2 separate regions of the Homo sapiens genome follow, and region 1 is linked to region 2. A link is a loop called in an ENCODE intact Hi-C map of the cell type or tissue named here. Cell type or tissue: OCI-LY7. All regions are shown on one strand. Links, peaks and the distances in the headings refer to the core of each region. The heading gives the core; the rest is flanking DNA. Region 1 holds the start of LOC124902958 (a long non-coding RNA gene). Region 2 has its middle 29 kb from the start of LINC02421.

Region 1 (11,102 bases), core at 2,379-7,378, 59 kb before region 2:
GATTGGCCATGCTTGGGTCATGTGTATTCCTCTGGACCAATCACTGTGACTCAGGAAATGGGGTGTTCTGATTGAACACCCTGGATCACAGGGTAGTGGGAGAAGCAGGGCCCTTTGATCCATAGACTCAAGAGAATGATTTGGAGTTCGGGAGGGGCAGTTTTCTGCAGTAAGGAACACCAGACAAACAAAAAAGTGGCAGATGCCCATTACAGAACAAAATATATTCAGACAATTTTGTGAGATTCATGTATATCAAGTCTTTGGCTGTTCCTGCTGCCAGCTACAATCGTTGTCTGTCCCAAATGGAAAGGCACTTGGCAGCTGATTAACTCAATCCCTTCTTCCTTGGCATAGCACTATTTCATTTTTGTATTGCTCAGTTCCAAATCTGTCTTTTACTTTTCCTGGAACTGCTAATACATTACAGTCTTTATCCAAGTCACACAAGGTCTTCTATATTTGTTTTTAATTTGGAATCATCACCAAGTTTTTCCAGAATTCTATGTTCTTTCCTATAGATATATATTCTCCAGGATAACTCCTGTTTCCCAGCTAAGCCAACTTCCTGGGGATTTGAATTACTGAAAAGATGTCCCTTTAGGCTCATCCCAATTCATGTAATAAATTGAGTCCCAGTGCATAATCTTACAGTCAGCTGCTTTTAAAATGAATTCTAAACTCAATTGAGTTTCCATTCAAGAGGCATTTCCTATTCCTACTTTTATCTTCCCCTGTCAGAAAATGCAGAGCTGCTTCTAGTTTCCTGTCCTCCTGGGATGCTGCTGCTGCTGCTGATGATGATGACAATTATAATAAGAAGGTAGTTAATATTTACTAAGTAAATTAGTGCTGGCATTGTGCTAGGTATTTAGTGCAATCTCTCTTTTAATCCTGACAATGTGCCATAAGGCAGATGTCAAACCCCAATTTTACATAGAGGGAAATAGGCTCAAAGTGGGGACTTACTCCAGGTCACACAGCCAGTAGGTGGACTATCTGAGATTTGAAACCAGGTCAATCCAACCCCAAATGCCACGCTCTTTATCCCTGTGGTTAGACACATGAAACTATCACCTTTCTTTCCCTTTTCTTATTCCTCCTCCCCCATCTTACTGGTTTTGCTTTCCTTTCCAGCCCCTTCCAATTCTTTTATCTTTTTTCCTTCCTCTCTTACACAAAGGTTTAATTTGCCTTCCCCATAGTAGGCACTTAATAGAAAGTTGTTGAAATAGTTGTGTTGCCAATTTATTGAACAGTCTAAATTTATGCTTCCATATTGATGGTCATTGGATCCCTTCAACCACCTCTGTAAGGAAAGCTAGGTGTTATTCCTATTTCATGCATCAGAAAATTAAACATAGACAATGAAAGAATAACAGACATGTAGGGTCAACTCGTTTTATCGGAATGAGGGGTTAAAGCCATTGAACAGGTCATGCCCTAATAGACTCTTGAAAACCTGAAAAAGCAAGCGATTGATCTGCCTCATTTAGAATAAATGCCCGAGTCCTTTCCATGGTCTGAGCCTCTTCCTTTTTGTCCTTTTTATATTCTCAGCCTCCGGGCCCCAGGCTGTTTCTCCCATAGGCAAGCTTTTACCTCAGGGTTCTGCTCTACCCCTATTGTCTCCACCTGGAGCTCTCTCCCTCAGAAGTCAACAAGGCTCTCTCTCTCTCTCACCTCTTTCAAGTCTTTGCTCAAATGTCTCCTTAGTGAGGGCTTCCTTGGCTACTGTATTTAAGGCTTCCATGGCTACCATAACTAGGCTACTCAGTTCCTATAGGATTCCCTTTCCCCTTTCCTGTTTTACTTTTCTCCGTAGAACTTTCCACTTGTTAAATTAATATCATTATTTAAAATTTTCTGAATTTAAAGAATGTTTGCTCCATTAGGACAGGAATTTTGCCTGTTTTCTTTACTAGTATACAGTAGGTACTCAATAAATTTTCACGGAATGGATGAATGAATAAATGCAGATTTTCATTCATTCATTTATTCAAGAGACATTGACCACACAGGAGATGAGCTGCCTGTCCTCCTGCCTGCTTTGTTTGAACACCTCAAGGAGGAAGGCTAATAAAAGTCCAATGCCAAATATGAAAATAAATATTGCAGTCAGATGTTGAGTAATAAAAAGTAGTGTAAAATTGCTGTCTTAATCGCTATGCCATTGGAGAAGCCCAGTTTAAGACAAGGAAAGATCTGTAAGACAGGGTCAGCCAGGGAAAGATAGGAAAGGAATTCTAGAGACAGAATCCTTCCCCTCTGCTCCAGCCCAAGATGCTGCCTCCTGTTTTCTGAGAAATAAGAAGGCAGGTCTATTCCTGTTATCTTGGGACTCAGCAGGGCAGCCCTGTTCTTTAACAAGACAATCTTTCAATTTATGTGACTTGCATATTTTAGAATAAATTCTGTTAATATGCAAGCACTAATACTGTAATACAATCATTTCTACTTCCTGCCAGTGTTTTATGTCTAAGGCGGCAGCTCAGTGCAGAAAGAAATTTAGGTAGGCAAGGGAATAACACTGCTTTCCCTTCATGCTCAACAATGTGCCACCTGACATGGGATTCTTTTCAGTTCATTTGTTTGTAATTTAAACCAATTCCTGTCTCAGCATTGGCTCATGCCTGTAATCCCAGCACTTTGGGAGGCCGAGGTGGGAGGATCACTTGAGCCCAGGAGTTTGACACTAGCCTGGACAACATAAGGAGGCCTTGTCACTACAAAAATAAAAATAAATAAATAAAATAAAATTAGCCGGGTGTGATGGTGCATGCCTGTGATCTCAGCTACTTGGCAGGCTGAGATGGGAGGATCACTCAAGCCCAAGAGATAGAGGCTGCAGTGAGCTGTAATTGTGTCATTGCACTCCAGCCTGGGCAACAGAGCAAGACCCTGTCTCAAGAAAGATACAGTAAAATAAACAAACAAATTTTTGACTGGGAAATGTCTGTTAAAACATCAGGAAGACTCCCAAATTAAGGAAAGGACTATCACCATCAACCTCAAATTGAAAATTAAATCATTTTTCAATGTCTTGAAAAATCATACAGAATCTCTACAAGTCTTGGCTTTGCCTTAATAATAGTCAGTACACTGGCCAACGATGGCACCAAGATTAAAGGAGGAGGTGAGTCTGGAAACACATGAACTTGACCTTCTACAATCGATTTCCTGTGAGGGAGACTCTGGACATGGGCAAAGCTTTAAGCCAAAGATCTGTGATGCTCAAGGCTCATCCAGGCATTGGCAGTGTATTCAATGTATAAAAAAAATTCTTTTATTTCCAATGACCTGTTTTATGTTAATTTTATTGTGATGTAGAAAAATAACTAGTGTGTCCTTCAACTTACTTGCCAAAACCTACTCTTTTAAATATTTTCTCAGGAGAAAAGTCATTTTAATTTTAACTTAAAAAAAAAAAAACCACAACTTTTCAGGTAAATTGCCAAACAGATGTTTAGTGCTTAGAGTCTCAGGGCAGCCTTTGTGTTGTGGTTGCAAACATACCTATCTTCTAGATCAGAGGTCAGGAAACTACATCTCTGTGTCACAAACACGACTGCCGTGTGTTTTTGTAAATAAAGTTTAGGATAACCACAGTCATTCATTGCATATTGTCCACTGTCTACTGTCTACATATATTGTGTACTGTCTCTGGGTGCCTTCCCTGCTATGGCAGAGTTGAGTAGTTGAGATAGAGACAGCATAGCCCACAAAGCTTAAGATATTTGCTCTCTAGCCCTTGACAAAGAAGTTTGCCAACTCCTAATCTAGTAGAGGCAAATTTCTGTTATAAAGTCTGTACTTATGTTTACTCATGAATGCATCCATTCTTTTAGAATAACATGGATCATAGTGTACATAATAAACTGTTCCAAAATGGCAATATGGTTTAGTGACCATATATTATTGTCACCATTTCCCTTATTATGTTAACTTCTATTAGATGAAAATGCTATTCTGTAAAACAGAATTATGAAACAGTATACACAGCACAGTGTGAGAGTCAATGGCAAGACATTGCACACAATGAAACCCAGTGAAATGTGAAGAGGCTAACCGGGAAGTCTCCGTAAGTGCATATATTTCACAGCTGTGGTGCTAAGAGACAGATTGCTTGGAATGCCATGAGTAGACAAAGCCAAACAAAAATGAGAGCATGAGGAAATTTTTCTGGTGAAAACAATTTTTCCTTACAAATTTGAAATATTTTCCCTTTTATGTTATATTCTTTTTTTCCCCTTTTGAAGTAACATGGCTTCATCCTCTGCCAAATGTATTCCTTCCCACCCCTACCCCACTTTTGGTTTCTTCAATAAATAAAAATTGATTCCTTCACCTCGTTCACATGGACAGTTTCACAAGCTTATAGTGCATGTTGAAAGAAGTGTTGGATTGATTTTTTTTCAGTAGATGAAAACAGTAAAATTGTTAAACTGCATTAAAAAATTTTCCATATAATTGAAGGTGAAGGCATCAATAAGCAAAGCACTTTTAAGGCAATACTAAGGTTCTCAGCCTTTGGACTGTATTGCTTTTCTTCTCCCCATCACGGGGAATGAGATCCATTCTTGGCTGTTTAGTATTCTGTAATGAAAGGAAAAGTCACTCCCACATTTTTTGGGGTAGAGAAGGGGTTGTTAGTCAGCAGGACTATCAAACAACAGTAGTCATTGCTGTTGCCTGGGCTTTTGAGGGGACCAAAGGAGACCAAACCGAAAGGTTCTGTAAAGTCTGTCTAAGTGAAAGATGTTGCTGTTATCATCTGATTTAGTCATCGAAACCTCCTAAGAACCTCTACAGAGGTTTGAGATGGGGAAGGAAGGAAGTGAAAGTAAAATCAAGCATTTCTGTGACTATTTAAAGCCACCCTAGCAATAAGCCTTGCATGGTAAAGAGTTGAAATTGAATGAGGCTTTCAGTTTTCTGTGGGTTTCACTGATTCACATTAGCCCAAGGGCTTTTTGTGTCTCCCCATGTAGCAGTAGTTACACCCCTGGTTGGCATGAGATAAAATCCTGCCGTGCACACAGAAACCAACTTCTTAGGCATTAGTCAGGGTCTCTCTGAAGTAGAAGTGCCTGAGCCACTTCCGTTTTTTTATTTTTAATACTCATGATGTGTTAGAAAGTGAAGAAATGCCAAGACAGACTTACAAACACTGTGGTATACTTTTTAATGTTTATGTTTAAGAAATTAGTAGTCTTAACACATGCATTTAAGTAAGTGCAATGTAATTATTTTGCTTTTCAAAAGATTTCAACATAAAGAAGCATTTCTACAGGGTATACTATAGGCAGTGGGACCCAAGTTTAAGGTTGTGTGAGGGACAACTCCCTCCAGTCAGACGAGTGAAAGTTACTGCACATATAATCTCACTTGGGGATGATGTCAAATGTCCATGTCTGCGACCCTGTCTAAACTAGGAGGCTGGGCTAAAAGGCTCCCTTGCCCTCCTTCTCCCAGCTCCCCCCACCCACTGCCACCACTGAGACCAGATCGTAAGTACACAATTATGCCTGTGTGGGGAAGTGGGGAGGAGAAACACAAGGTATGATGGAGAGGTCCATTATGTACTCTTACACAAATATTTTTCAAGTGCATACTATGTGCAGAGGTAAGAAGATAGTACCATAGTTAAACTCATACTTAGGGTTTAAATCCTGGCAGTGTTATTCCCTACTTGAGTTATAAAACTTCTCTAAGCCTTAATTTTCTCATCAGTTAGCTCATTTGTGAGGTGCTTCATTAGTTGTTATGAGGATTAAATGACTTACCCACATAAAGTTATCTGAACAGCACCACCTTGCACTGTGAGCAAGCAGTATAAAAGTTCTTGACCTCAGGGAGCTTAATTTCCATCTCCCTCACTGCATTTTGCTCTCAGCTCTCCTGTCTGCAAGCTGGTCTACCTGAAACAACTGCCTTGCAATATCAAAAGATATCTGATAAAACGGGTAAATATAGCTCCACTGATGAGGACAAAAAAAAATCAGCTGTATTAAGGAAATTCTCTTAAAAAGTCATTAATCTTCCATTCAACAAGCAACAATGTGTGTTAGACACTGTTCGGGGAATGCTGATATTGTAGTGAACAAACCAGGTGTGGTTCTGTACTCATGGGTGGGAAAGATATTGGATACATACATTGTTCTGCACAATGTAAACATTTTGTTGCAGTATGAAGTGCATACAGAAAGTGCACAAATAAGTGCACAGCTCAACTCATTTTCATGAAACGAATGCACACATATAATTAGTACCCAGTCCAATAATCGGAATCTTACCAGAACCCCAGATGCCTTCTTGTGCCTCCTTCCACTCACAGTCACTTCCAAGGGTAAATATTATACTCATTTCTGTTAGGTTGGTCCAAAAGTAATTGCGGCATTTACCATTAAAGTAATGTGCAGTTTTCCTGCACACATTACTTTAATGACAAAAACCACAATTACTTTTGCACCAACCTAATAAAAGTCAGTATAGTATTCACTGCCAGGATTCAAACTCTAAAGTAATGGCAAAAGCCGCAATTACTTTTGCACCAAAATAATACAACCACAGATTACTTTTTCCTGTTGTAAAACTTTATGAAAAAGGAATCCTGACGTACTCTTTTGTAATGGGCTTTTTTTTTTCACTCAACATTATGTTTGTGAGAGTCATCCTTTTTTTGTATGTAGCTATAGTTTATTTATTCTCATTCTTGCATATTGTTCTCCTATATTGTATGAATTTACCATGATTTTTGTATCCATTCTATTGTTGATGGACATTTGGGTTGTGTCCAGTTTGGGAATATTACAAATACTGCTTATGTTACTATTAATGCTGTTAACATTCTTGTTCATGCCATTTGTTAGATATACATATGTATTTCTGTTGGGCATATTTTTAGGAGTGGAGTTGCTGAGTATAAGGTATGGGTATGTTCAGTTTTAGTAGATACTGTCAAACAGCTTTCCAAAGTAGTTGTAACAATTTACACTCTGGTCAGCAGAATAAGAGAGTTCTGGTTGCTTTATATTGTCTGTCTTTTTCATTTTAGTCATTTTGGAGGGTATGTTGTAGTTTTTGCATTATGATTAAAAACATTTTTTTTTTCAGAGACAGGGACTTGTTCTGTTTCTCAGGCTGGAGTGCAGTGGTGTGATCATAGCTCACAGCAGCCTCGAGCTCCTTGGTTCAGGCCACCTCAGCCTCCTGAGTTACTGGGACTGCAGTCCTCCCAGCTCAACCTCTCCTGAGTCACTGGGATTTTTCCATCTTAATTTTCATCTGTGCTTTCCTAATGACTAATGGAGTGCCTTTTCATATGTTTATTTTCTGTTTGAACATCTTCTCTCATACAGTATCTATTCTGACATTTGCCCATTTTTCTATCGAGTTATTTTCCTGTATCTCATTGATTTGAAGGAGTGCTTTAAATATTCCAGATAATAGTCCTTTGTTAGATATATGTTTGAAAATCTCTCTCTCAGTGTATGACTTTTTACTCTCTTAATGGTTTTGGAGAACTGAAGCTCTTAATTTTAATGCAGTCCAATTGATCAATATTTTTCCCCTTCACAGTTATTGCTTTTTGTGTTTTAAGAAATCTTTGCCTGAGACAGTTCTTGTGGAAACAGCTAGTGCAACACTGAGAAACTGTTGTACATTATGTTGCCTAGAGTACAAACAGCACAGTCAGGATAGCTAAAGGTGACCCCAAGAAACCAAAAGGCAAGATGTCTGCTCATGCCTTGTTTATGAAGACAATGCTGGGAGGAAAATACAAATAATAATCCAGAGGCCTCTGTAAACTGCAGTTTCCAAGAAGTGGAAATACACTGAGAGGTGGAATACAATGTGTGGTGAAAGAGAAATACAAATTTGATGAAATGGTGTGGTATACTATGAGCAGGAAATAAAGGATTATAGACCAACTAAGGGAGGCAAGAAGAAAGATGATAACACCCTCCCCTCATGCCCCACCTTCCTCTTCTACTTAGATCTCTGCCCAATAGTAAATCCACAAATTTAGGCATTTCTACCGGAGATGTCGCCAAAAACCTGGATGACTGTTATGTATGTAGAATTCCTAAAATGCCCCCATAAAGATATTTCCCCCTAATCCCAGGAACCTGGGAATATGATGAGACATCACTCACTAGTGTGGTTATCATATTTCATGGCAGGGTTAGGTAATCTCCTTAAGATAGGAGATTATCTTGGAGGATCTAATTTAATCACATGAGACCTTTTAAGCAGAGAGCTTTCTCCAGCTGGTGGCAGAAGAAGTCAGAGAGATTTGAAGAGTAAAGGGGTTATGGCTTGAAGTTGCAGCAGGCCCACCTGAGAAGGAATTCAGGAAACCTTAAAAGACCTGAGAGAGGCCCTGGCCAACAGGCATCAAGGAAAGAGGATCCTCAGTCCTACAACCACAAGGGACTGAATTCTTCCAGCAACCTGTGTGGGCCTGGAGGTGATGTCTACTTAGAGCCTCCAGGTGAGGACCCAGCTTGGCTGATGGCTTGGTTCCCGCCTTGTGATTCCCTGAGAGGAGAACCAGGTGACATCGTGCTGGACTTTGTTAAAAGCTGTTAAGTGTGTGGTAATTTGTTATACAGTGACAGAAAAATAAAACATGCAGGATAATTTTAGTGATGGTGAAAAGCTACCTTATAACAAAGTTGAAGGAGATGTATGGGAAGTAGGTGGCCAACTATAATCTAAAGCAAAGGGATGGTGATAGAGTTTGGCTATTTGTCCTCACCCAAATCTCATGTGGAATTGTAATCCCCAATGCTGGAGGAGAGGCCTGGTGGGAGGTGTTTGGATCATGGGGGCGGATGCCTCATGAATAGCTTGGGCCATCCCCTTGGTGATAAGTGAGCTCTCACTCTGAGTTCACACAAGATCTGCTTGCTCAAAAGTTTGCGGCAGCTCCCCTGTAACCCATGCTCTCTCTCTTGCTCCCATTCTTGCCATGTGAAGCGTCTGCTTCTCTTTTGCCTTCCGCCATGACTGGAAGCTTCCTGAGGACCCCCCCAGAAGCAGATGCCACTATGCTTCCTGTATAGCCTGCTGAACTGTGAGCCAATTAAACCTCTTTTCTCATAAATTACTCAGTCTCAGGTATTTCCTTATAGCAGTGCAAGAACTGCCTGATACAGATGGAATAAAGAGATCATCTAGCACACACCAGAAAAAAAGATGGAAGAGTAAGGTGAGGAGTATGAGAAAGGGAAAAAGAGGATGCAAAAGAGAATAATGAGGAAAACTGCATGTCTGTCTCCATGTGTATGTATACAGGACAACTGCAGTAACTGACCACCTCCTATTTGAGAGTCTGTTGTTCTCACTGGGTTTCATTCCGCAATTGAAATATAATTACACTGTAGTTTTTGAAGCGCTCCAGGAAATGCAAGTGGTTTCTATGTTGTGTTCATGGGTGTCACAAGCACCCAGAAATTCAATCAAAGTTGTCCATATTTCTAAACATTTTTAAAATGAAAAGAAACTCTTTTGTTATCCTCACTCCATGAATTTAGAGATCTGTGAGAGAAGGCAATTAAAAATGTTCCTGAAATTAAAAAAAAAAAAACTTATGTGTAAGGTAGTGTTATTGATTAGAAGTCTTGAGTTATCAACTGTACATCAGCTGTAATTTGTAAAAAGAACAAAACAAACTAGATGACTTTTTATGGTCTGTGCTTGGTGGTGTAATGCTGTAGAAGGTGGCACTTTTTGGAGGGGGCTGTAGCTCAAGGATGAGGCTAAACCTCTTTACACTGCTTCCGGCTGTCTTGTTTTTCTATACAGTGACATAACATTCTGCTGACATTCTTAGCTGTGGAAAAGGGGCACTGGCTGGCATGGGAAGTGTTCTGATTATTTTTAATTAAATCTAGTAGTTTGAAAACAAACTGTAGAGGTCTTCGTTGTCAGAAAACTGCATAGGTACTGCTTCAAGGAAGGTGCATAAGCCTTCTGACCTCAAGCACACACTTTGCAACATTCTGTTATTTTTTTGGTATCATTAGAACGCTAAGACTCCCTTTCCTATTAATGTTTTTATTGAGGCACAGCATAGCACAGAAGAACGCATAGAGGAGGCATAGAGCACTGTGAAGTTCCACAAAATGAACACACCTGGGTGACAACCACCCGTGATGACAAGCCCCCATGCACGCTCCTTGAAGCTCCAGCTGCCCCTTCTCCCCAGAGGCAACCTACATCCTACTCTTAATACATAGATTTGAGTTCTCTCAGAATGTTGAAATGCTTTTGAAGCAAAGTAGAGTATGCTGTTTTTAAAACTGGGAGGAAAAAAAAGAAATTTCACTCCAAGATTATGAAGATCTTTTCCTGTTTTCTTTAGGAGTTTTATTGTTTTATCTTTTGCATTTAGGTCATGATCCATCTTGATTTAGTTTTTGGTGTGGCAGTGAGGCCAGGTTACTGTCTATCCTTGGCCCAACGGAGAACCTGGTGTCTTCACTGGGATCCCTTCCTTGGCAGGTCCTGAGTTCCTATTTTCATCTCCTGAGACTGCCAGAAACTCTGATGATTTTCAGAGGCTTTCTACTTCTGTTTTTCAACCTCCACTCCTTATATACCCCCAATTCAGCACATGCTTTGAAGGGAAAGCCAACTGTGTGTTTGAAACCCTTCAGGTCTCTTTTAGAAGTTCTCTGGCTTCTCTGTCCTCAGATTCTCGGCTCTGCCATCAGCTCACCTCTCTGCTCTCTCAAGTCTTAGCCCCTCCGATTCTCTTAGCCTTGACAGCCCACCACTGCCTTCAAACAGGTGATTTCTGCATTTAATTTGGGCTTTCTTGTTTTGCTGTAGTTCCAGGTGATGTGGAGTAACAGTGCACAGTGACTCCATATCACCTGGAACAATGGAAACATTTTAAATTGCAATTATGTAAAGTAATAAAGGAAAAAAACCCATAGTGCTGTTATAAGAGGGAATATTAGGAGTCTGTGGCTCAAGTTCACTGTGTTCTGTAGAAACACTGTAGTTTATCAATATCATACCTGAGCCTTCAGCACATAGACACAGAATTAGTGAAAGAAGCCAGCAGCTAAATGCCTAATTCCACTTCC
Region 2 (11,102 bases), core at 2,524-7,523:
TGTTATATTTCTGTTCCTTAATTTAGTAGAAAATCTTTTTTTTTTTTGGTGACAGAGTCTCGCTCTGTTGCCCAGGCTGGAGTGCAGTGGTATGATCTTGGCTCACTGCAACCTCTACCTCCCAGGTTCAAGCGATTTTCCTGCCTCAGCCTCCTGAGTAGCTGGGATTACAGGTGTGCACCACCACACCTGGCTAATTTTTGTATTTTTAGTAGAGGTGGGGTTTCATCATGTTGGCCAGGCTGGTCTCAAACTCCTGACCTCAGGTGATCCACCCGCCTCAGCCTCCCAAAGTGTCGGATTACAGGTGTGAGCCAATGTGCCTGACCAAAAATCTTTTTATCCTAACACTTGTAAGTACTGATGCCCCAGGAATAGGGCCTGTGAGGACACAGATTATGAATGCTAACAGACATAGAAGTAAAACTCTCCCTTCCTATGCTTTAAAACATCCCTAAAACTCACCACCACTGTCTTGCTCAGTGCGGGCTTGGTAACTAACAGCTTCATGGGAAGATTTCCTTTTGCCTTTGAAAAGTGCTCTCCCAGTGGCTTTGAGAAATAGCTGATTCCTCTCCCACAGGCCAGCGGTTCCCTTTTCCCACAGGAAGCCCGCAGCAGCAGCAGGTGGGAAGCCAGGGAACTTTTGAAAGCTGATTCTGTTTGTGCTTTACCTATCGCTCCCTTTGAAGGTACTGTGGAAAAGAGAGCCCATAATGGAGGTTCTAACAACTCTCCAGTTAGTTTTAAAAATGATTCAGCCTATGAAATTGTTTCCAGGCCACAGGGCTTTTCCCAGCTCTTCCTAAACTGTGAGCTCAAAGCAAGGACAGCAAAGGACAGAGCTCAGACAATGCTCCCAGTCTGTTTCTGGGAATGTGCTGTCTCCTCTTAGGCAGAACAGTTTACTCGGAACCTGTACTAATCTTCAGGGCTGGTTTATTAGCATGCACCCTAAGGCCTTTCACCTGGCAGCCAGAAGGGCATTTAGTATCAATACAGCATCCCCCATTTAGGTGTTTAATATGATATCCAAATGAACTTCTAGCCAGCCAGAACTATGGGGATCCAAGGACAAGACCAAAAGATGTTTATATATCATTAAACTGGTGACCCAGTAACAAACCACACCATCCAAAGAGGGTGAGTGTGTGTGTGTGTGCGCACACACAGAATTATACAAATTTCACGTGAATAGCACAATCATATTACACTGTATTTTGGAGGGCTTCAAGGTATTCAATTGTTTAATGCTGATGTATAAATCATCTCACAACTTTTGTAACTTTGATTTGGCATTCTTCATACACACACAATACACACACACACATACACACATACATATATATGTGTAGTATGCTTGCAGCCCAGAAACTGAGAGTGACCTAGGACTGCTTTTTATGTTTAAGAGGCCTGGTTGTGCAGCAAAAATCACAGCAAGTCTGAATTATGCTGACTATAAACTAAGAATACAAGGTACCCAATATGGCAAGTACAAGGGTATTTACGGCAACAAGAAGGCACATTAATCAAAGTGGGAACTGTTTTGGAAATTTAGATGGAACGCTGTCATAACTATAGATGTTTGGAAATTTCTTCTGGAAAGTGAAGCTCACTCTAACACCAGGGAGACTTCTCATCATCCCCCTTTTCCTCAGCATTGGTAGGTCATTTTAATCTCTTAAAAATCACGTCATTTTGCATTCATCCATTTCTCATTTCACAGTGCCTACTATGCACCAGATACAGTGGATGTAAAAGCAACTTGTACGTTGTTTGGTTCTATTAAACATTAATGATTATTATTAAGAGTTTAGTACAGACTTCATCCAATGACAGCTATGGTATGGAGTTCTGCAAATCTCAGAGACTAGATCTAGTAGTAACTTGAAATCGGGAGTGTCAATATTCTTAGGTGAACCTAATCAAACGTGAACAGGGAGGACTGCATCCCCGAGTTGAGGACTGCAGTGTTTGCTGCCTAAGTGCACGGGGCTGAGCGTTTGGCTCTGAGAGGTGTTTTGGAAATATTTGAATTGGCCTGAATTCTCACCTATGAGGCAAGACTGTGCACTCTTGATGTAGACTGTTTGCTGTGGTTGCAGTTGCCGACCCTGCTCCTCTCACTTTAAAAGATATGCTTGGAGAGGCTGTTCTCTCCTTGTGTGTGTGCCAAAGGGACACCTTCAGCAGCAAAGAATTTGAAAGCAAGTGTGTGTGTGTCTGGGGTGAGGGGAGAATGAGGTGGGGAAGAAACCCTACTTCTCTGATCGAGATTCCAGGGAGGAGATAAAACGCCCTTTAAGAAAACAAGAAATTAGCCATTAGTTCTACAAAGATGCATTTCACCAAAGGAGGAACTTCTCTTTGTTCAGGGGAAATACTTTTTTTTTAAAAAAAGGTCCTGATTCCAGTTGTTGCCCAAGTCAGTTCCTAATTACGACTGACTGTGGCATAGACCTCTGTGAATCCCCTGAAGTGGTTAGTGAACTGAAACCCAACTTTTAAGAAGATTTGAGATCAAAAGTATAGTTTTATTAAGTCAACTTAAGATTACATGTTCTGGAAAAAGGCATATTGAGTCTGTGGATAAGAAATAATAATTACATACCTGAAGAACCAAAAGGAGAAGAAAAGGGGACTGGTTGATTTATCCCATTACAGATGCAGTGTCTTCTAGCTAATCTTCATTTCTTTTCTTTTCTTATTTGGTCTGCTCTGCCCTCCATGGGGTTATTCACCAAAGAGTGAATTGTGTCATGCACTGGGGTCTCATGAAAACTAGAGATAGAAAACCTAATCCTAAATTCTTCTCTTTGAAGAAAACACCTTTCTGAAAGGCTTCTCAGGAGATGCAGAGAGCTGTGGTTTTGAGTCTCTGTATCGGAGCCATTCCCCTTCTCCCTCCCACTCTCTAGCCTCCAAGTTTCTATGGTGATATTTCCTCTTCACAGTGATCAGTAGTAGTAGTAATAATAATAATAATAATGCAATGTTAACAGAAGAAGCAAGCAGTAATAACTCAGGGCTAAAGAAGTCTTCATACTAAATAATTTTAAACCTACAGAACAACTTCAGCTTTACCTCCTGAGATGCTATCTTGTAGCAGGACATTTTTTTTCTTTTTTAATTTTGCATGGTATAAAGTTACTAATTATGTAAGTTGAGAATTAGACATATATCCAGTTTCCATTATCATCCTACAGAGAAACAGAACGCTGAATTCTAGTGCCAAATGTATCATTTAGAGTGCAACATCAGTTCTTCAAAGAAAAGCATTATTTCTTGGGCTGGGGAAGAAGCAGTGAAAATCACAGTTTACACGAACCATTTGATCACTGTCTAGGTTAAAATGGGTCATTCTCTACCTTTGCTGAGTTCACTTAGGAAAAAGAAAAGAAAAAGAAAATGGGTTTTCTCCTGGTTTTGTTATTGCTGTGATGTTCCTTTCTTTGCCATGCTAATGGCTTCCTGCGTGTGTGTGTGTGTGTGTGTGTGTGTGTGTGTGTGGCTATTAATTCACTCACTTGCACTTTGTGTCTGTAGCATGCTTGTCTAATCTGTGTCTACCTCAGAGACCTTAGGGCCAAGGCTATCACCTATAGCTCTATGGACAGTGCCCTGCACAACCCCACTGTAACAGGGCAGTGAATCCTTGAATGAAAGTCTATACCACTGCCAAGTTTAATACGGCCTCTAACATAAAAGAAAAAAAAGCCATCCTCTTTCTCTTGTGCAAGGAAATAGGTTAGATTAAGCAAGAACAAAGTCTTAGATAAGATGGAAGGGGGTCTATTGAGGAAGTGGCGATGTTTTTATCTTTGGTGGTCAGTGGGATTTTAACAAAGAATCAAAGTAGTGCTGCCTGGCCTTAGGTAGATGAGGTAGTTTTATAGCCTGAGCACAGGTCTGGGAGTATCCAAAGACCTCAAGGCAGCTAGGGAGTACTGGGGCCTGAGCAGGAGGTAGCCCTCCCTGCCCTGGGTCACCCTAGCTCTACTTTTCTCTTTGGTTGGAAACCCTTTGGTTCTAGCAATGCCACGGCCATCTCTCAGAGTGAGTGTGGCCAGGAGAACCAAAGAAACTTATCCTCTTCATTTGCTTTGCATTTTCTGCATTTCCGATTTTCCCAGACTTTTAATATATTGAATCATGCAACCTTATGCATTCTGCTAGAACTTTTAGGTAGTAGCAGAGGTTCTAATTTGATTCTATTTTAATTGTTTTGGGGGTTGTGCCCAGACATGGACATTTTTATAAAGCTCTCAGTTGAGCTTACCATTTCTCGAGAGTGGAGAAAGGCTAGGATGAAGCCAGTGAGTGAGCTAGGGTTTAAATCCAGACTGCCAGGCTGGGGCTCTTGACTATCTACTTGCCCATTCTGCATTCTTGCCCATTCTGTATTACCAGTGCACTCCTTCCAGCCCTTCATTCATCCCAATTCTTTACAAAACTCCATTGGACATCTTTCAGTATGGCCACTCTTAAAGTTGGAGACCCCTCTTGGCAACTAGAACAATATGTATGGGAAGGGGCAGATTGTTTGGCTGGGCTAATTGCCTTCATGTGACCTAGTGCTCCTTCTTATGGGACAGGCAAGCCAGTCTGCCCCCTCCCCAGGACCTCCATTTTAGTGGGTGCTATCAGACCAATCCTTGCCTTTGAGAGTACTGTGAGGTCTGTACCTAGACTTAGGATGATTGAAACATTGTCTGAATGCAATCCGAATGCCTTTATGGAATGCTAGATTCCAACTATGCATCCAAGCTGGCAGAGGAACAGATGGCAGCTTGTCGCTCAATCTGGACTTATAGGAAAAATTATCAGAGAATGCAGTTTTGCTAGTGAGATGAGCAACAGCAGAAATTGCACTAAGTGAAGCAATTTGAAGGTTGGGGATTAGTAGGTCTGTGTCTTTTGACTAGACTGCTATAGTTTAATAACTGAGAAGTATACACTGGGTTATGTATTGAGATTCATGTATGTTTCTCAGACATGAATTCATGTATGAGAAATCCTGCTATGGTTTGAATGTCCCCTCCGAAACTCATGTTGAAACTTTATCTCCAGTGTGGCAGTATTGAGGGATGGGGCCTTTAAGAGGTGTTTGGGTCATGAGGGCTTGCCCTCATGAATAGATTAATCTATTCATCGTTGGATTAATGGGTTAAAGGATTAATGAATTATCACAGGTGTGGAACTGCTGGCTTTATAAGAGGAAGTGAAACCTGAGCCGGCATGCTGAGCAACCTTGCTATGTGGTTCCCTGTTCTGTCTGGGGATGCTGCAGAGAGGCCCCACCAGCAAGTCCCCATCTCACCAGATGTGTCCCTGTGACCTTGGACTTCTCAGCCTTCATTACTTAAGAAGTAAATTTTTTTTTTTTAAATAAACTACCCAGTTTTAGGCATTCTGTTATAAGCAATGGAACATGGACTAAGATCCCACCAGATTAGAACATGTATGATCAGTGCGGGGAGGCTCCGGAGGCCTTTGCTTTAGCCCAGCACCATGAATGGCTGTCTGTGGACTTCCACTGGCTCTGCTCCATCTGCATGCTCTGTCAGAGATAATGAAATCAGACAGGCCCACAGAGACTGCTTTCCCCTCCTCACAAATTTTTAATAAAACTCTTTGAACAACAGAGCTGGGCATCTCTGAAGCCTGAAATTGAAGCGATAAGATAGAAGATTACTCACTTGTCAGTCTGCACCAAACTCTGCATCACCAATACAAATTCCAGGGGAGTTTCAAATCTGCCGACAATTTGAGGCTCTCCATCTGGAGTCTTTTCTTTTTTTCTTTTCATAGGAAGAAAACACAGCACTAAGGAAGAGAAAAGAGACACTTCATTCTCTGCCACGAACAACATGTGAATCAAGCCCTGAAACAGGTTTTCACAAAAAAGTAATTTTTGGAGAGAATTGCCTTTGAGTAAGTAAGTGTCCTGGATTCAGACTTCCTGAGAGAAAATGTAATCACAGCTGTTTGGTCAACACCACCCATCCACGTGCCTTTCAGGAGAAATCACCACTGCAGGGGTCCAGCCTTGCTGGGTTCCCCTGTTCACATGAACCTTGATGCCCACGGTCTACCTGGTGCTGGTGAACCAGCACACAGCACACCTGGCCTCATGGAGCTGGTATTCTGGGTGCAAGACCAACAATCAACAAACACATAAGCACCGTCATGTAATGTTAGGTGGTGCCAAGTGCCTGGTGAAAACAATGAAACACATCATGGGGCAGTGGATTATGGTGGAGGACCAAGGATGGGAGAGGGTGAAATATTTTAGATAGAGTTGTTCAGGAAAGGCCTCTCAGTTCCAGGTTATAAATTAAGTATCTATGTAGGCTGGCCCTTTTTACAAAGCAAAAATCTTGCCATTAATTCTGCAAATAAAATTATTCAGTTTTCAAAAAAAGAAAATTTACTAGCCCTAGCTGAAATTTAAGAAAGAATTTATAGTTCTCTCTTTTCCCCACCCTCAACCCTTTCTTTCCTTCTTTCCTCTCTCCTCTTCTTCCCCTTTCTCCTCTTCTCTCTCTCTTTTGTCTAAGTACCAGTGTCTTGCCTTAACTACCTTCTTATAGCCGGGGAAAAGCAAATGCACAATGTCTCTATTCCTTTATAAATGGTTATTTGGGAAATATTTGTAGGGTCCTAAACTCTCTTAATGAGAGAGGAGAAAGTAAGAAACCAGTCAGGCAGGCAGTTAGGGTGAGTCCCTGGTAAAAATTCATTCAAACAAAGAACAGCCTGAAAATCAAACTGCGGGCCCCAGATAAGAAAGAGACTGCATCCTTGAATGGAAACACTTACTCGGTAAACCCAGATGAACAAATTCTACCCCTATTTGGACATGTTTCTCTCTCCTTGGCATGCCTTAGTCACTTATTTTCACCTACTGGTTTCTTACTTTTCACCTATTTTACATATGCCTACCTTTCTGTAATTGGCAGTGGGCTAAGTCTTCATTTACATAGGTTGAGTCATCACTTCAGCCTCTGATTGGTCCCAGGCCAAGGTCCCAAGCCAAACCTTCGCCTTTGCCTCCAATTGGTTCTTTACACTATGATACCTCTTTCTAAGTGGTGCTTTCTCCAAAACAGCCTGCAGACCAGTCAGCACATTCCTCCCCTTCCCAGTCCATTCATACCCTGGACTCAGCCTCATAGTTGGCAACCCTGTTTTGGGCCCTCTCTCCTTGGTTGGGAGCTTTCTTCTTTTGCTTATTAAACATTCATTCCAACCTCACCCTTTGTGTCCACGCTCCTTAATTTTCTTGGTCACGAGGCAAAGAACCCTGGGATACCTGAAACAACAAGAGACTGCTACATTGTGGTGCATTCGCAAGACTGTAACATTAACACTACTCAGAAAACTTGCTACAACTAACTTCTGCTGTTTTGTTTTATCTTTCTGGGTTCCTAGTAATGTAGATTTTATAATGGATATCTGGAGCTCTGGCCCAGACTTCTGTTATGCCTATAGAAAGATCATGGACCCCTGCTGAAAACAATGAGAAAACGACAAACTCCGAATCTGACCTCTGTACTAATGTCATGTTATTTTCCACATGAAGGCATTGCATTTAAATAAGGTACCAATGGTATACTGTAGCCATTTGCCTTAGATTACAATTGTAGTCTTTTTGTGTGTGTGACAAGTTATCTAGGACTATATGAGTCAGTGTTCTGGCAGAAAAAAACAGTTCAACTCCAGAGGTTTGAGTGAAGCAAATGTAAGAGGGGCTATTGTGAAAGGTGTGAGTAGGGTGAAGGGAGATGGTGAGGCAACCAGAGATTAGCAAGAGCAGAAAACCATTATCACCTGCAGAGCTGAAAGGTAGGGGAATGGTGTTCCCAGAGCCCACTGAGAACTAGAGGCCTGGAGAGAGTGGCCTGAGAAGATGCTGCCTTGTCAGAGCTTAGCAGTGAAAGTAGAGGGCAGAGCAGAGGAAAATACCCATATCTGTCTTTCCTCCCACTCTCTAGTCGCAATTCCAATAGAAAGCCAATGGTCCAGTAGCCTAGACAGTGTGTAGGAGTTAGCCGCCTCTGCGGTACAGAACAGGACAGAAAAAGGCAGAGAAGGGCATCTGAGGAGAGCAAACGCAAATCCAGACCCCAGCAACCACAGGGAACACTCACTTGCTCATTATACACTTTGTCTCTGTGCATATCCATGAGCGCTTCTTCAACCACTGATCCGTCTTTTCTTCTTTCTGTTGTAATAGCCAAATATCGAGCAACGTCACACTTGGTAAATGGTCTCCCTGATCAAAGTGCTAAGGTGACCTAATTAAATCAATGGCTTTTAATTTCATCTGTTTCAGCAATTGGCCTGTGAAGGCCTGATCTGACCATGTGTCCTGCTTATGGTCTCTTCCCTCCCCAAGGGCCTCTTTTGTACTTTAAGATAAAAGATAATTTCAAAGGAGTTTAATTATTTTCTTTCTAAGTAAACTCAAAAGAACTTCCTCTTCTATTCCATTTTTAGGCCCCGTCTATAATTTTCTTATTCCCGCTAATAGTTTCTTTCATAAAGAAATATAGGTCTTGAAAGTCGTTGTAAGGTCATTTTCCTGTAGTAGAGATGGTAAAGATGAAAGCACAGCTGTCTGGGGCCCCTCACAGTCTTATTCTTACTGAGGCTTTCCCAATGACTGCATTTTCTGGCTCTGGCTACAATTATTTCATGAGTTACATTACAAACCATTGCAGTTCCTTTCTTAGCTGAAATAGTTTCCTTGGCCTTTGCTGAGAGTTTCTTTTCTTCCCCCATGAAGAAAGAACAGCTCTTGAGAACTTTGCCAAATGCACACATTCACACAAACCCACCCATTAAATCTGTGTTTAAAACACAAAATTGTTCTGCTGATGTTTGTTGTGAAAAATGGTCATTGTCTACATCTTCACCCACTTTTGAAGAAACTGATCTCTCTGCTGTTTCCTAGAAGAATTCTTTCCTTTGTTGTGCTCTATGTGTGAACAGAGAGAAACAACCTTTAAAGTGATATTGATCCCCTGGCTTTACCAACTCAAAGCCCTACAAAGGGCATGTCAGCTCGTCTTGGAGCTGAATAGCATTACTAATTAAACTCAAGATTTATGCTTCTGTTCATCAGAGAGTACTTCATAAGCACCTCCACCTAACCCGCTCTGTAGCCTGAGACTAAGGAGGGCATGCATGAAAGAAACCTCATGAATATTAAGTGATGCTTTATTGAGACCCTTGAGGCCTTGCCAATGGCATGGGAAGCATGTCATTCTTCATTTGTAGCTCTTGAACATTTAGGTGGTCAATCCTGCAGAGAAAAATATCTACCCACAAAAATATATCTCAGCCCATTCCAAATTAAATATTGTCAGCCCCCTCTCTCTTCACCCCCAAGTCACCAGAAGTTAAGTTAGACTCAGGAAGGTAAGAATTCAGTATAGATGTTTTCACTAAGTGCTAATGAGCTGTGGTATCAGAAGCTGTAAAAAAGCCATCAAGATATTAGCCAAAATCGGAGGGAAGAAAGTTCACCCAAAGCACAGCTGCTGAAATCATTATATTCTTCAGGTACCATTTTACAAACAGTCTATTCCCAGGCCTGATGTCTGAAATAGGGAGTTTGCTTGTCTTTACCAGTTTAGTTTCCTAGGCCTGGAATATGATACCAAGATCAGGGTAACAGGTCTTCCGTATTAGGGCTCTCCAACCCCCCGGGCTACAGACTAATACTGGCCCCTGGCCTGCTAGGAACCGGGTCACCCAACAGGAGGTGAGCAGCAGGCAAGTGAGCATTACCACCTGAGCTCCACCTCTTGTCAGATCAGCAGGGGCATCAGATTCTCAGGAGCACAAACCCTATTGTGAACTGGACATGTGAGGGATCTAGGTCGCGTGCTCCTTATGAGAATCTAATGGCCGGTATGATCTGAGATGGAACAGTTCCATCCTGAAACCATCCCTCCCTCTACCCCCATTTCACCGTCACTTTCCCTCACCCTCCTCAACTATCACACCCTCCCGCACCGCCGCCACCCCCCACCCTGTCTATGGAAAAATTGTCTTCCATGACACCAGTCCCTGGTGCCAAAAAGTTTGGTGACTGCTGTCCTGTATAACCTGGTGGGTCAGTTCATGTACCTAGGTTGGCTGTAGGAGCTATTTACTTTCCTGGATATAATCAGAGAGAAAGACACTTACTAGCTGCTGACCCAGAGGGAGAAGAAAGGAGCATTTCTACCTGGGATTCTGTGATACAGGTTAACTTCTGAAACGACTCAGTTCCTGATGATGCAGAATTTTCAAACTTTAAGAGGCTAAACTTGGAAGAGCCTCTTGAGTGGCTAAGATGATATGCAGGTGCGCCACAGTTTTCTGGGTGTCTACATGGTCATCGCATTGGTGATAAAGCTATGGTTATTAATAATTAGAGCACAATTTAGAAATTGTTGACATTAAACCTGGAATTCAGATCACATTCCTTCTCTGCTAAAATCTCTTCCATGCCTTCCCACTGAAATTAGAATTAAAATGTCAACTTTTTTGTGGCCTTGTCTGGTCTCTCCCTACTGACCAACCTTATCTCTCTCCTCCTTCCCCTTGTTTTGCCAAAGACTCAAGCCCTGCACTGATATTGCTTCTGGTCCTAATCCTAAACTGGCTCTTATGTCAGGACCTTTGTACTTCCAGGCCTGTCTTAACTCAAAATGTACTATTCTCAGAGAGGTCTTTCTCTTCAGACTGTACTTTCTAAAATAATGCCCCTGTGGCAGGTATTCTCTTACTCATCATATCACCCTATTTATTCCCTTCATAGTAATGATGAAAATCAGTATTTATTTTTACTTTTTATTTATCTGTTTCCTCCACTAAGAGCTCCAATGAGTAGGAACTCTTTAGTCATTACATTATCTCTATCAGCTAACAATAAAGAACGACATGGAGCAGAACTCAAAATATAATTGTTGAATGAAGTAAAGAAACCTTATTTGTTAATATTAATTTTTAATATAAACCATTTACAAATATGAACATGCTAGGTTCATGGTCCACATTTTTTAAAGGATCTGGTACTCCTGACATGCAAAGCTCCAAAGCAGTAC

What was found. Hi-C counts contacts between places; a loop is a spot of excess contacts. Peaks named below come from ENCODE experiments on the same cell type or tissue, not always from the same donor. Only the 100,000 strongest peaks of a DNase experiment are listed, where the experiment ranks them.
Region 1: it touches region 2 in a loop (5-fold over the local background); 5 of 110 quality-filtered maps call a loop at or near these places.

What each region holds. Positions count from the first base shown.
Region 1 is chr12:67,694,087-67,705,188 of GRCh38, forward strand. LOC124902958 (a long non-coding RNA gene) reads right to left here and starts at 116. Exons shown (of 2, transcript XR_007063355.1): 1 at 1-116. In OCI-LY7, for the core only: no CTCF peak of the experiment used is centred there; a DNase peak (open chromatin) is centred at 4,905; H3K4me3 peaks cover 2,614 bases; H3K27ac peaks cover 1,998 bases.
Region 2 is chr12:67,753,074-67,764,175 of GRCh38, forward strand. No RefSeq gene overlaps it. Among named protein-coding and RNA genes, the nearest start is that of LINC02421, 29 kb to the left of the region's middle. In OCI-LY7, for the core only: a CTCF peak has its summit at 5,386; a DNase peak (open chromatin) is centred at 5,238; H3K4me3 peaks cover 832 bases; H3K27ac peaks cover 1,857 bases.